2 separate regions of the Homo sapiens genome follow, and region 1 is linked to region 2. A link is an interaction called in ENCODE POLR2A ChIA-PET data of the cell type or tissue named here. Cell type or tissue: B cell. All regions are shown on one strand. Links, peaks and the distances in the headings refer to the core of each region. The heading gives the core; the rest is flanking DNA.

The links. Peaks named below come from ENCODE experiments on the same cell type or tissue, not always from the same donor. Only the 100,000 strongest peaks of a DNase experiment are listed, where the experiment ranks them.
Region 1: POLR2A ChIA-PET joins it to region 2 with 5 read pairs; 7 of 35 experiments call an interaction of 5 or more read pairs at or near these places.

Annotation. Positions count from the first base shown.
Region 1 is chr19:17,839,937-17,843,936 of GRCh38, reverse strand. JAK3 (Janus kinase 3) reads left to right here. Exons shown (of 24, transcript NM_000215.4): 3 at 37-160; 4 at 446-557; 5 at 765-910; 6 at 1,327-1,621; 7 at 2,175-2,297; 8 at 2,391-2,548; 9 at 3,596-3,707. Among named protein-coding and RNA genes, the nearest start is that of JAK3, 6.0 kb to the left of the region's middle. RefSeq lists silencers at 1,656-1,745, 1,638-1,874. In B cell, for the core only: no CTCF peak of the experiment used is centred there; a DNase peak (open chromatin) is centred at 1,726.
Region 2 is chr19:17,675,765-17,686,605 of GRCh38, reverse strand. It overlaps UNC13A (unc-13 homolog A), which reads left to right. Exons shown (of 44, transcript NM_001080421.3): 2 at 10,565-10,594. Among named protein-coding and RNA genes, the nearest start is that of UNC13A, 7.2 kb to the left of the region's middle. RefSeq lists enhancers at 1-72, 9,454-9,523. In B cell, for the core only: no CTCF peak of the experiment used is centred there; DNase peaks (open chromatin) are centred at 4,855 and 6,235; H3K4me3 peaks cover 1,026 bases; H3K27me3 peaks cover 2,307 bases.

The DNA.
Region 1 (4,000 bases), core at 1-4,000, 160 kb before region 2:
GACTCAGGAGGGAGCTGATGGGACCATCCCCTGTAGGCATCCTGCCTGTGTACCACTCCCTCTTTGCTCTGGCCACGGAGGACCTGTCCTGCTGGTTCCCCCCGAGCCACATCTTCTCCGTGGAGGATGCCAGCACCCAAGTCCTGCTGTACAGGATTCGGTAGGAAGTGCCCCCCAGCCCCCAGGGATTGTACAATTTTATCATCTCCTTGCATTTCGAGGTGCCCACACCCCTGCCCCAGGGAGGTATGGTCACTACCCATTTCTCAGATGAGGAAACAGACCAGAGAGGGTGGGTCACTTGCCCAAGGTCACACAGCAAGTTAAAGGTACAAGCTGGGCTCTGTGAGGCCTCCGCAGAATCTGTCCCTCGCCCCCACCATAATGTCACTCCTACTGAGGCTGGGTTGCACTTTCATCCCAGGGTTCTCTCCTCTCCTCACAGCTTTTACTTCCCCAATTGGTTTGGGCTGGAGAAGTGCCACCGCTTCGGGCTACGCAAGGATTTGGCCAGTGCTATCCTTGACCTGCCAGTCCTGGAGCACCTCTTTGCCCAGGTGGGGTTCTGCCTGGGGTTTGACCCAGGGGGTTGGGGGTCCAAGGGGCAACATGAGGACTGGCATGCAATCAGGTGGGGCCTCGTCTGACCCTCCCTGTGGCAGTCCAGGGGTGGGGGTCAGCCCAGGATTGGGGGGGTCTGCAGGTTAACAACAGGGCTTGAAGTTGGGTGGCCTCAGCTGATGCTCCCTGTGGCGGCCCCCCAGCACCGCAGTGACCTGGTGAGTGGGCGCCTCCCCGTGGGCCTCAGTCTCAAGGAGCAGGGTGAGTGTCTCAGCCTGGCCGTGTTGGACCTGGCCCGGATGGCGCGAGAGCAGGCCCAGCGGCCGGGAGAGCTGCTGAAGACTGTCAGGTGAGAGCCACCAGGCTGTGGGGACGGCCTCTGCTTGGGAGTGAGCAACGTGGGCTCCATCGGGGCTTTGCCGGGCTCCCACCATGGAGTTCTCCTGCAAGCTTTCAGGGTGTTCCTATGACCCAGGGCCTCCCACGAACCCAGCCCTCTCCACCCCCAGGCTCCAGCTGGACAGACACCTGACCTCCCCCAGCTAAAAGGCCTGTGGGGTCCCTGTCCGACCTGTGGGCGCCAATGGCCCTCCCCTACTCTGAGGTCCGGTCCTCATACCTGACCCTGAATGAGAGTCTGTGTGTGCCTGGTGCCCCAACTAGGGCCGCACCCCAGCCCCTGGGCTAAAGCCTGGGTTTGTGTGTGTCCCCGCGGGGACCCCTCCCGACGCTGAGGGCCGGCTCCCTCCCCTCCAACCCCTGCAGCTACAAGGCCTGCCTACCCCCAAGCCTGCGCGACCTGATCCAGGGCCTGAGCTTCGTGACGCGGAGGCGTATTCGGAGGACGGTGCGCAGAGCCCTGCGCCGCGTGGCCGCCTGCCAGGCAGACCGGCACTCGCTCATGGCCAAGTACATCATGGACCTGGAGCGGCTGGATCCAGCCGGGGCCGCCGAGACCTTCCACGTGGGCCTCCCTGGGGCCCTTGGTGGCCACGACGGGCTGGGGCTGCTCCGCGTGGCTGGTGACGGCGGCATCGCCTGGACCCAGGGAGAACAGGAGGTGAGGGCGGACTCCCCCGCTGGGCGGGGCCAACGTGGGGGCGGGGCTCGGGGAGGGGCCGGAGAGTGGTAGGGGATGTGGGGCGGAGCCAAAACGAAAGACTTGGGGAAGTGGGCGAGGCTTAATGAGGGGCGGGGCTTAGTGAGGGAGGAGACTGCGGGAATGGGAGGGGCAAACTGAGTGAAGGGTTGGGCTGAGCGACCCGGGAATGAAAATGGGAGGGGTTGAGGAGTGGGTGGGTGGGCGCTGGAACGAGGCAAGACTAAGAGGCAGAGTGAGGCTCCGAGAGCTGGGAGGCTGCGAAGCGGGGCAGGGATCAAGGGGCGGGGTCCGGCAGAGAGAAGGAGGCGGGGATTGGCAGAGCGGGTGGGAGATGTTTGGGGATGGGTAGGGGAGGTGTTGAGAGGTTGGAGTTGATAGGAGGGGGCGCGGCTTGGAAGGGTTGAATGGCAAAGGGATAGGGAGTGGATGGTGTGGCTTGGGGGTGGGTTCATGGGCGTGGTTTGGCGGGGTCCAGCTGGGCCCCCACTTCGGTACTCCCCCTCCTTCCCAGGTCCTCCAGCCCTTCTGCGACTTTCCAGAAATCGTAGACATTAGCATCAAGCAGGCCCCGCGCGTTGGCCCGGCCGGAGAGCACCGCCTGGTCACTGTTACCAGGACAGACAACCAGATTTTAGTGGGTGCAGGATTCCCCTCCCCTTCAGCCTTACCCCGAGGGCGGGACCGGCACCCTCGGGTTTCACTGGGCTCTGACGCTTGTCCCTCGCAGGAGGCCGAGTTCCCAGGGCTGCCCGAGGCTCTGTCGTTCGTGGCGCTCGTGGACGGCTACTTCCGGCTGACCACGGACTCCCAGCACTTCTTCTGCAAGGAGGTGGCACCGCCGAGGCTGCTGGAGGAAGTGGCCGAGCAGTGCCACGGCCCCATCACGTAAGGACCTGTCCCCCATTCCCGGCCTCTGTGGCCACTCAGGGCCCCTCCCCTTCTCTATGCCTCAGTGTCCTCACCTTCCAGGAGCCCTGGACAGGGGTCAAGTTTTCAAACCACACCTGCCGCACAGTCAGCGCTCAGTGAAGCTGAAGTATTCCTTCTGCTTCACAGGGCGACCACTACTCTCTCTCTCTCTGACCCCAGGGCCATTTCCTGGAGATGGACAAGTCGCCCACCTTCACCTACAGCCTCTTGTTTAATCTCCCAGGAAGGGCCAGGCATAGTGGGGCACACCTGCAATCGCAGCGCTTTGAGGGGCCAAGGCAGGAGGATTGTTTGAACTCAGGAGTTGGAGACAAGTCTAGGCAACAGGAGAGACCCCATCTCTACAAAAAAAGAAAAAAAAATAGCTGGGTGTGGTGGTTGACCTGTAGTCCCAGCGACTCCGGAGGCTGAGGCAGGAGGATCACTTGAGCCCAGGAGTTGGAGGCTGCAGTGAGCTGAGATTGCACTCCAGCCTGGGCAACCAAGCAAGACCCTGTCTCTATTAAAACAAACAAACAAACAAACAATCTCCCAGAAGAGGCCAAGACTTACGGCTGATTTTCTTTTTTCTTTTTTTTTTTGAGACGGAGTCTGGCTCTGTCGCCCAGGCTGGAGTGCAGTGGCACGATCTCGGCTCAATGCAACCTCTGCTTCCCAGGGTCACGCCATTCTCCTGCCTCAGCCTCCCGAGTAGCTGGGACTACAGGTGCTCGCCACCACGCCCGGCTATTTTTTTGTATTTTCAGTAGCGACGGGGTTTCACGGTGTTAGCCAGGATGGTGTTGATCTCCTGACCTCGTGATCCACCTGCCTCGGCCTCCCAAAATGCTGGGATTACAGGCGTGAGCCACGGCGCCTGGCCCATGGCTGATTTTATAAATGGGGGGAGGGTGTCACCTGGCAAGGATCCCAGGGCTACAGAGGTACCTGAATTTGAGCCCAGGTCTCTCTGTCTTCTTCTATCTCTGACTCCTCCCCATTCCCTCTCACCTTCCCCCACAGTCTGGACTTTGCCATCAACAAGCTCAAGACTGGGGGCTCACGTCCTGGCTCCTATGTTCTCCGCCGCAGCCCCCAGGACTTTGACAGCTTCCTCCTCACTGTCTGTGTCCAGGTCGGTCTACTGCTAGGGTGGGTAGTGGAGGGCTGCCTGGAGGAGGTGACGTTTGAATTGAGATTTAAAAGATCAGTCAGCATTTGGTTCCTGAAGAATAGGAGGGAAAAGACACCCCCGGTGAACAGAACAGCATATTCAAAGGTCTAAAGACTGGAATGAGTTCATGGTGCTTTAGGAGAAAGGACTGAGGCTGGGCACAGTGGCTTACGCCTGTAATCCCAGCACTTTGGGAGGCTGAGGTAGGCAGATCAAGAGATCAAGAGATCGAAACCATCCTGGCCAAAATGGTG
Region 2 (10,841 bases), core at 3,739-7,738:
TCCAGGCCTATGGAGTTAGGGGAGTAGGGAAGTGAAGGAGACCCCTAGGCGACCCCCACCGCCTAGGCCTGAGGACGGAATGGGAGGAGAACTTGAATGTCCAGACCCCCTACTGACCTCTCCCCCTGCTCTAAGTAGCCGGGCTCTTAAAGGTGGCACTGGAGGAGGTTCCGACGTGGGTGTTCTTGGCTGACTCCTCTATCCTCTCTCTTCTCCCCCCAGCATCCCGCCCCACCCCGCCTCACATCCTCCAAGTTGGGCTTCTCTGGAAGGTTTGCCTAGTGGAGTGGGGGGGGGGGGGGGGGGGCGGGGATCTCACCCTTAACTCTGACGCAAACAGGAGGCTCGGCTGCGGGGGTGGCATTAAGGGGGGGCAGCAGGAGGCAAGAGGGATGAGGCTTCCAGAAACAGAGACGTTGGGGGAGGACTGTGCTGGATTCTGTGGACTTTACAGGGAGGGGCCCGGCTGAGTGGAGAGGAATCGCTGGGAGGGGCAAGGCTGGGGAAGAGGTTGACAGGGGTGGGAGGTAAGGCCCTCAGGTGTAAAGGGAGGTGTGAGGTTGGAGTGAGGAGGAGTAGGAGGCAGGGAGGGGTGGGGAGAGGGAGAAGTGCTGGGTGAGGCCAGTCTCCCAGGGAGAGGTGGGATGGTGCCCAGAGAGGGGAGGGGCTGGGATGGCTGAGCACGAGAGATGTTGGGGTGGGCTTGGCAGGAGTGAAGCTAGGCTGAGATGGGTTGCCGTGTTGCCTGAGCTCAGCTGAGGAAATACCTGTCCCCCCTCCCCTCCACCGGGGACCCACAGGCGTTTGCCAATCCCTACACACATTCATACCCAGACTTGTTCCTGTGTGGACACAAATGCTTAGGATGTATGAAGGCTCTACGCAGACCATGTGCCTGGGAAGGCACATTCCGTAGGCACACGTGTGTACTCAAATGCCTGTGTGAACACAAGCATACACGTGTATATAGGACACAGTCTGCCGCTACAGATATAGTCCCAGCAACACACGTGTGAGTGTGTGTGTCTGCCAGCACGCATATAGATGTATCCACGTGTCTGATGAATGCTCACAATATACATGTCACATAAAGATCCACCCATGTCCAGCCGAGCGCGGTGGCTCAGGCCTGTAATCTCATCACTTTGACTTTGGGAGGCCAAGGTGGGCAGATCACTTGAGGTCAGGAGTTCAAGACCAGCCTGGCCAACATGGTGAAACTTTGTCACTGCTAAAAAATAAAAAAAATTAGCCAGGTGTGGTGGCGCGCACCTGTAGTCTCAGCTACTCGGGAGGCTGAGGAAGGAGAATCACTTGAATAGGGGAGGTGGAGGTTGCAGTGAGCTGAGATCCTGCCACTGTACTCCAGCCTGGGCAACACAGTGAGACTCTGTCTCAAAAAAAAAGATTCACTCATGTCCTAACACTCAGACATGTACCCATACATATCTGTTAAGGTCCCCAACCCCATGAAGCACATATATATTCATATAAGCACATGTCAAAGCCATGTGTGTATGCACATGACAACACTTGCCTGGACATTCAAAGCAGCCCCTTTCAACAAGTGGATGATGATGCATACAAGTAAATACACATTTGAGTATTTCATTGCACACAAGTGCATACATGTATGCAGATAAACAAATACAGCTGCCACAGAACTGCATCCATGTACACATGCAAACATCAATATGTGTGTTTTCCACCTAACATATCACCCACAAGCTCACACACACCAGTGTGTCTCTGATGTAGTGACACCCCACTCCTAGACACACATGTGCAGACTCCCACCTGCACTTAAATGGTGCACATACTCTGCACACATGCACACTCATATCCATGTAGAGGCAGGCACCTGCCTGCCCTGGTAAGATGAGCCAACTACTGCTGCAAATACCCAAGCAAGTACAGGCAAATGCAAGCTCTTGTGTATACACCCAGCACCAACACATAGCAGACCACCCTGTATGGTGTATGGGCCTTATCTCTGCCCGCTTCATTTATTTATTCATGTGGTGCCCCGCTGCTTCCCAACATCGTAATCCACTGACTAGGTCTTGGCAGGATCCTGAGGCTGTGAATGGTAAATGCCACCTGGTTCCTTCATGAAGTCACTTATTTTATTTATGCAACAAGCATTAATTGAGCACCTACTGTATACCAGGCACTGTTCCTGGCTCTGGGACCCAGCCCTATTCCTAGCCATCACTCCTGCACGTCCCATGGGGTTAGAATGAAAGAGATGAGGGAGGGCTAAGGGAGCTGAGGAGTGGGGTATCCAGGGCTCTCTTCCTCTGGGAAGCCTACCCTGATTCCACCACCACCATTTACTTGAGTCTCAGAAGATGTGATGAGGGGGAGATGAGCAGGAGGGAGATGGTGCTCTGGGTGGAGGGAACAGCATGAGCAAAAGCATGGTGGTGTGAAGGGTTACTTCCAGATCTTCCTATGTGCCTCACAGCATTTTGCACAGGCCACTTGATGTTTTGTTTTGTTTTGAGACAGAGTCTCACTCAAAGCCTGTTACTCAGGCTGCAGTGCAGTGGCATGATCTCAGCTTGCTGCAGCCTTGACCTCCAGGGCTCAAGTGATCCTCCTGCCTCAGCCTCCCAAGTAGCTGGGAGTATAGGCATGCACCACCACACCCGGCTGACTTTTTTCTTTTTAATTTTTTGCAGAAGCAGGGTTTTGCCCTGCTGCCCAGGCTGGTCTTGAACTCCTGGGCTCAAGTGATTCACCCTCCTCAGCCTCCCAAAGTGCTAGGATTACAGGTGTGAGCCACCACGCCCAACTGATGTTTTAAAGGCTCTATAAACATGTTATGAATAAATGACATGAACAAATCAGTGAATTTAGGTGAGGGTGGGTTTGCTTCACAACTTACAATAATATCAACAACAAACCCCATTTATCCAGCTTTTTTGTTTGTTTGTTTGTTTTTTGAGACACGGTCTCACTCTGTCACCCGGACTGCAGTGTAGTGGTGTGATCTCGGTTCACTGAAACCTCCACCTTCCAAGTTCAAGCGATTTTCCTGCCTCAGCCTCCCGAGTAGCTGGGATTACAGGCACGTGCTACCACACCTAGCTAGTTTTTGTATTTTTAGTAGAGATGGGGTTTCTCATCTCTACTAAAAATACAAATACATCTCTAGTGGCCAGGCTGGTCTTGAACTCCTGACTTCAAGTGATCCTCTTGCCTCGGCCTCCCAATGTACTGAGATTACAGGCTCGAGCCACCGTGCCCAGCCCAGCATTTCATAGGCATGATGTTAAGGATTTTTATGCCCATGCCCTCTTTAACTCTTACAGTAGCCCCATTGTACAGATGAGGAAAACTGAGGCTCAGGGAGCTTTAACAACTTGCCTGGTGGAACAGAGCCAGAGGTGGAGCTGACTGACTCTAGAGCCTACTGGGGTTGGCAGAAGTTTGAGCCTTCTCTCAGACCCCAGGACCTCGGAGACAGCCAAGTCCCTTCTGTGGAGTGATGTTCTGCCCTGGGATTGCCTTCTTCTTTCTATTTATTTATTTATTGGAGACAGAGTCTGGCTCTGTTGCCCAAGCTGGAGTGCAGTGGCACAATTTCAGTTCACTGTAACCTCCTCCTCCCGGGTTCAAGCAATTCTCCTGCCTCAGCCTCCTGAGTAGCTGAGATTACAGATGCACACCATCATGCCCAGCTAATTTTTTGTATTTTTAGTGGAGATGGGGTTTCACCATGCTAGCCAGGCTGGCCTCGAACTCCTGACCACCAAGTGATCTACCTGCTTTGGCCTCCCAAAGTGCTGGGATTACAGGCATGAGCCACTGTGCCCAGCCAGGATTGCTTTCTTCTCTCATGCATCTAGTAAACAGACATGTCACAATCTCTCCATTCATCGGGGCTATTCCCCTGCTCCTTGCCTAAGAAGCCTTCACACATCCCTCCGTTCCTGGCTACTCAGTCCCTGATACCCTCCAGCTAGGAGGAGCTGCATCTAGGTCTTAGCTCCTACCGTTCTCATGGGATGCCCTCCAGAGTTGCATCTTCAGGGCTGCAGCCTAACCCTTTCCCTAACCTGGCCTCACTTTTCTTCCACATACAATGGACCTCTTCTGCAAGGTGCCAATAAGGGCATCCTGGGTCCAGCAGGCCTGAGTGTGAATTGCTAAGTCCACCACTTCCTGGCAAGTCTCACATCCTCTGCATTCCTTGGTGTGCTCATCTGTGGAATGGGCACAGGAGTAGCATCCACCATCTACGTTTGCCAGAACTCTCTAATGAGGCTTGCAGAGCCCCTGGCATGACTCCTGGCCTACGGGAAGGCCCAATAATCGTGAGCAAAAGACATGAAAAATCAATGATGGGCCGGCCCCGGTGGCTCACGCCTGTAATCCCAGCACTTTGGGAGGCCTAGGCGGGCAGATCTCCTGAGCTCAGGAGTTCAAGACCACCCTGGGCAACATGGTGAAACCCTGTCTTTACTAAAATACAAAAAAATTAGCTGGGTATGGTGGCGCGCGCCTGTAGTCCCAGCTACTCAGGGGGCTGAGGCACGAGAATCGCTTAAGCCCCGAAGGCGGAGGTTGCAGTGAGCCGAGGTCGCGCCACTGCACTCCAGCTTGGGCTACAGAGTGAGACTCCGTCAAAAAAAAAAAAAAAAAAAAATCAATGATGATGTTTTTATTAATGGAGACTAAAAGCTTTCTGGAAGGCGGTTCTGAGTGCAGGACATTTCTGAGAGTCCACTGCATTCTGGGGCCCGAGGAGCGCTCCAAGAGGGGTCCCCCAGGGCCACTCCAGGAGGGAGCCTAGTTCGTTGAGGGTACACGGGTGGGACCGAGCATTCAGCACCGTGGACAGCGCCTGCCCGCGCCTCTGGGGGACAGCTCTTAGCTCAGCCTCCCAGGATTAATGGAGGAGGTGACGTCATTCCTTCCGTGAATTACTATTTAATGAGCACCTACTATAGGCTAGGCCTACTTCTAAGTGGTTCATGGTAAACAACACACACACAAATCCCTTATTCCCGAAGCTCTCTGGAACTCCAGGTTCTTGGTGTTTTTTACACTGAAGGCTCAGTCTGGCTCTGGTCTATTTGTGTCAACGGAGGATAAGGGTCCTCATTTAGTGTCTCCCAGATGCGAAACCAGCACAGCTGAGGTCTTTTATCCTAAAGCCCATCCATCTCCCGCTGAAATGCCCTCCACCAACATCACACACAAAACGATCAAATCTCCTATAATCTATTTCTGGATTCTCTATGCTTCCTCCCTTCCCCCAAGCTAATCCTGGGGCGGGTGGGCTTTCAGAAGCCCTAGACGGCTGGATCTCCACCTCCTGTCTCCCCACCCCATCCCACGTGGCAGGTCAGGGAGCCAGTGCCCCAAGACTGCAGTCCCCCCTAATTAGAATCCAGGGTCAGTCAGCCATGTGGTTCACGCCTGTAATTCCAACACTTTGGGAGGCCGAGGGGATGGCTTGAGCCTTGAAGCCAGCCATAGCAACATAGCAAGACCCCATCTCTACAAAAAAAAAAAAAAAAAAAAAGGAATAGCCAAGCATGGTGATGCGCACCTGCAGTCTCAGCTACTCGAGAGGCTGAGTGGGGAGGATCGCTTGAACCTGGGAGATCGAGGCTGCAGTGAGCCATGATCACACCACTGCCCTCCAGCCTGGAGCCTGGGCAACAGAGAGAGACCCTGTCAAAAAAAAAAAAAAAAAAAAAAAGAAAAGAAAAGAAAAAAAAAGAAGAAGAAGAAGAGAAAAGAAAGAAAAAGAAAAGAATCCAGGGTATTCAAATCCTAGAATCCAGGCCAGGGACACCTTTAGAACACAACCAAATAATAAAAACAGTAAAGATATCAGTAATAATAATAATAGTATAAATGACACTATAATCATTCTGCAGAAGGGGTGAGGGAGGAAGAGGAGGGAAGAAGAGGAGGAGAAAGGAGAGGGAAGGGAGATCAGCCACTCCGTCTCCCCATTTTCCAGATGCAGAAACGGAGGCGCGAAGCCAGGCTGCAGGGGTGTCCCGCAGCCTGAACTCCTGCCTCAGCCTCCCCGGGTACGGCCACTACATTCATCAGTCAGCGCTTCTGGGGGCCCCAAAGACCTTTGAGGCCGCATGACGCGGTGTCTTCACCCGCTCGTCGCTGGGGACAGCAGTGGGCACCCCCCTCATCCCCGCCCCCCTGTCCGCCGGCGCGCCTCCCACGCCCTCCGCGCGCCCACGCTATAAATAGCCTCATGCGTGTGACCCGAAGCCCGCTGGGGAAGGGTGGCGCTTCCGCCCCGCTGACCCTGATACAGCAACCCGGCGCAGGCGGGGAGGTGGCGGGATGTGACGACGAAGACGGTGACTCAGGGACCATTTACTGACCGGGGAAGACAGGGAGAGAGACTGGGTTCCTTCTCTGAGCCCCCTTCCTCCTCCAAGCCTCTCCCCCGATACCACCCTCCCCTCTGCGCCCATCCCCCTTCCCGAATCCCCTCCCTCACCGCGAACACCCTTCCCTCCTGAGAACCCCCTCGCCACTCTCGGCCCCCTTTCCTGTCCCCTTTTCCCTCTGAGACCCCTCTCCCACTGGGAGCCCCAGTGATGAAAAATCATGGATGTCCTCAACCTGGACCTCGGCAGGGAGCTAAGTGCAGGAGCCTGGCTTCAGCTATCAGAGGGTACAGCCCTCCAGCCGGTCCCCCACTGCCTGAGGACCCCAACGGAGACCATTCCCCTCTAGCCAAGAGAGGCTGCAGGAAGGAGCTGAGGCTTAGGGAAGAGGAGCCGGACTGACCAAGGGAGGGGCACAAGAAGGGCAGAGACAGTGAGAGAGAGAAGGAGAGAACAGAGACCAAAAGAAGACGACCAGAGTGGAGAGAAATAGAACGGGGAGGAGGGAGATGAGAGACAGGGATTGGGAAAGAGAGAGAGAGAACAGATCAAGGAGCTACTGGGCTCCCCGCTGAGCCTAAATCCATGGTTTATAAAACAGGGCACAGTTGGAGGAGCTTCAAGTGAGCCCAGCCCAGTCTAGACCCCAGTGAGCCCCTTGTATCACCCCCCAGAGCCTGTCACTTTCCCACCCCCATATGCATCCCTACTTTTCTCCCCCAACTGCCTCTCCTCTCCCCAGTGTCTCCTCCACCTGCCTGCCCTCCCTAGTGGAAATCTTTCCCCCTCTCTCTTTTATTATTATTATTATTATTATATATTTTTTGAGACAGAGTCTTGCTCTGTCGCCCAGGCTGGAGTGCAATGGCGTGATCTTGGCTCACTGCAACCTCCGCCTCCTGGGTTCAAGCGATTCTCCTGCCTCAGCCTCCCGAGTAGCTGGGACTACAGGCGTGCACCATCATGCCCGGCTAATTTTTGTATTTTTAATAGAGATGGGGTTTTACCATGTTGCCCAGGCTGGTCTCGAACTCCTGACCTCATGTGATCCACCTGCCTCGGCCTCAAAGTGCTGGGATTACAGATGTGGGCTACCACGCCCAGCCTCTCTCCCTTTTAAATTATTATTTTTAGACATGGGATCTTACTACATTGCCCAGGCTGGTCTTGAACTCCTGGGCTCAAGGGATCCTCCTGCCTTAGCCTTCCTAGTAGCTGGGATTACAGGCATGTGCCTCTATGCCTGGTACTCTCGCTGTCTCCTTGTGTCTCTCTATTTCTCTCCATCTGTCCAGACTCTCCTCTCTTGCTTTCATGCCCATCATTTCTTCCTCTCTCCTCTCCCTTCCTCTCCCTGTATGAGTCCCTCCAGCTGTGGGTGCCTTTCTCAGCCTCTGTCAGCATCCCCTCCACCCCCGATCCCGTCACATTCTACCTCTTGCCCCTTCCCCTGCCCACCCCCTTCACAGAGAGTCCCCACGCCTGCAGGCTGGACCTCCTCCAGGAGCCAGGCCCAAAGCTCCTGCTGGGCACATTCCTGAGTGTTCCTGAGCCTCTTTCAGTCCCAGGGGTGAGGTGCTGGGTGGGTGCGCTCCCTGGGGGCTGGGTGGGGCTGAGGATGTGAGCGAACAAACCAGACCTAGAAAAAAAAAAGACAGAGATGGAAGCAGAGATGAAGGCCCAGAGAGAGGGGTTCACTTGCCCAGGGTCACACAGCTCAGGAATCTGAACCTGGCTCAAACCAGCATTCACTTCTCTCAAGGCCCACCCAAGGGCTGCAGTGCAGTGGCACAATCTCAGCTCACTGCAACCTCTGCCTTCCAGGTTAAAGGGATTCTCCTGCCTCAGCCTCCCGAGTAGCTGGGATTAGAGGTGCGTGCCACCACACCCGGCTAATTTTTGTTATTTTAGGAGAGACGAGGTTTCCCCATGTTGTTCAGGCTGGTCTCGAACTCCTGACGTCAAGTGATCCACCTGCCTCGGCCTCCCAAAGTGCTGGGATTACAGGCATGAGCCACCGCGCCTGGCCAGGAACAGTCTTTACTGACATGTGTTTAGGGCCATCGCACTTCCCCCGCTCTTCACGGGAATTCTCTCTTCACTGGCTCCACTCAGGTGCCTTTTGTGAGACAGAAATTCAAGCGATGAGGACAGAGATACAAACCCGGGATGGGAGGCTGTGACATCTGCCCATAGAAACACAATTCTGTTTCTAGGAATTTATCCTTCAACTCGCTAGTACACGCTCTTCAAGACATACTGAAAAAACATGAAGGATTAGAACAGTGGGTGTCGAATGCTACCATTTGTCTTGGAAATCAAGCAAAACGAACGTGGGTATGGTTGCCGACGCATGGACCATCTCCAGTGGAACAAGGAACTGCCAACGTTGATTGCATTTGGGAGGGAGATGAAGGGCTGGGATGGAAAGAGCTTTATTCTCAGTGCCTCATCTTTTGGTTGTTTTGGATTTTACAACATGTGCATGCATTGCCTACACAAACAAAGACACTAATTTGAAAAGGAAAAGGGGAGAAGAAAAGAGGGAGGAAAGAAAAGGGGCCGGTGTGGCAGCTCACACCTGTCATCCCAGCACCTTGGGAGGCCAAGGCGGATGGATCACCTGAGATCAGGAGTTTGAGACCAGCCTGGCCGACATATACTGAAACCCTGTCTCTACTAAAAAATACAAAAATTAGCTGGGCATGGTGGCGCACGCCTGTAGTCCCAGCTACTTGGGAAGCTGAGGCAGGAGAATTGCTTGAATCTGGGAGGTAGAAGTTGCGGTGAGCTGAGATGGCACCACTGCACTCCAGCCTGGGCAATAGAGCAAGACTCCGTCCCTAAAAAAAAAAAGAAAAAAAAAAAGAAAAGAAAGAAAGGAAAGGGAGGGAAGAGCTCAGTGTGGGAGAAGATTGGGGGTGGGAGTAGAGAATTAATGGAGGAAAAAGATGTGGGGGACAAAAGCAAGGTGTGAGAGGTGTTGGCAATGGAAACTGAATACCTGTTGAGAAGAGCCAGGAGGGGGCGACATGGCTTTGAATCTCTTGGGGCTGTGAGATTATGTGAAATGTGAGAAGACTGGACCTCAGTGGGGTGCCTGACATATATTCAGGTTACACCTCCCACAAGCAGGTGGGGCTGGACAATCTCTGTCAACCCTCCAGCCAGGACCCAAGTGTCTCCCTGTACATTACTTTTGGTTGTTGTTGAGACAAGAATCTCACTCTGCTGCCCAGGCTGGAGTGCAGTGGCATGATCTTGGCTCACTGCAATCTCTGCCTCCTGGGTTCAAGTGATTCTCCTACCTCAGCCTCCCAAGTAGCTGAGACTATAGGCGCCTGCCACCACACCTGGCAAATTTTTGTATTTTTAGTAGAGACAAGGATTCACCATGTTGGCCAGGCTGGTCTTGAACTCCTGACCTCAGGTGATCCACCTGCTTCAGCCACCTAAAGTGCTGGGGTTATAGGTGTGAGCCACCGTGCCTCGCCCTCCACATGCATTTTGAGAGCCAGCTCTCTGGGTTGCTTTGTCCCAACTCACCCAGCCTTCTTTGAGGCTTCCCCAAACCCTGGGAGCATTTGACATTGCAGACTGAGCTGGACAATCAAGGGAGAGGTCTTGCTGACCTGTCGGGGCTGGTGGAGTCATCAGAGATTGTCTTTATCCTCGCCTTCTTCTTCTCCACCTCCTCAACTTCCCCTCTTCTTCTGGGGCAATCCTGGAGGGCTTCTTGTAGGAGGCCTCTCCCACCATCTGCCCAGCTCTTTCTTTCTAATCTTGTTCAATTGTGGGTAAAGGCACAGCTAGTTGGGAGCTTGGGGAGTTTGATGGGGACAGGGGATGCAGGGAGAGGGAGGGGCAGGGAATGCTCTCAGGGTCCAAATTTCCTTCCATTCTAGGGTTGCCTGTGCTCATCTGTCTGATGGCTTCTCTCTCTCCCTCTCATCCCTGCCTCCTCTTTCCTACCTCTCCTCCTCCCCTTGTCTCTGTCTCTGACATTGCTTCTATCTTTCTTTTTTAACATCTGTCTCTTTTGCTTTTTATCTTTGCCTGTCTCTCCTCTGTGTCTCTCTCCTTATGTCTCCATCTTGGTGTGTCTCTGAATCTCTCCGTATCTCTGCCTCCTCCTCCCCACATCTCTCCCCACCTCCCTTCCCTATCTCTGTCTCTCTCCACAGTCAAAAAAGCCAAGTTTGATGGTGCCCAAGGTAAGTGGCTTCTCTTGCTGTCCTGTCCCGTGTTGTCTGTCTGTCTGTCTGTCTCTTGGAGAGACTGGGAGGGGGTCCCAGCCCAGACTTAGAGTTGGGCTTTATGTCTTCTGAGCATCAGGAGAGGGGTCAGAAGATTAAATAGGGGGAGGGGCAGCCATTGGCCTGGGGTCCCTGCAGTTTGTATGGGGGTCCCCGGGTCTCCCCAGCCATCCTTGGAGAGTCTGTAAGGGGTGGGGCTTGCCCT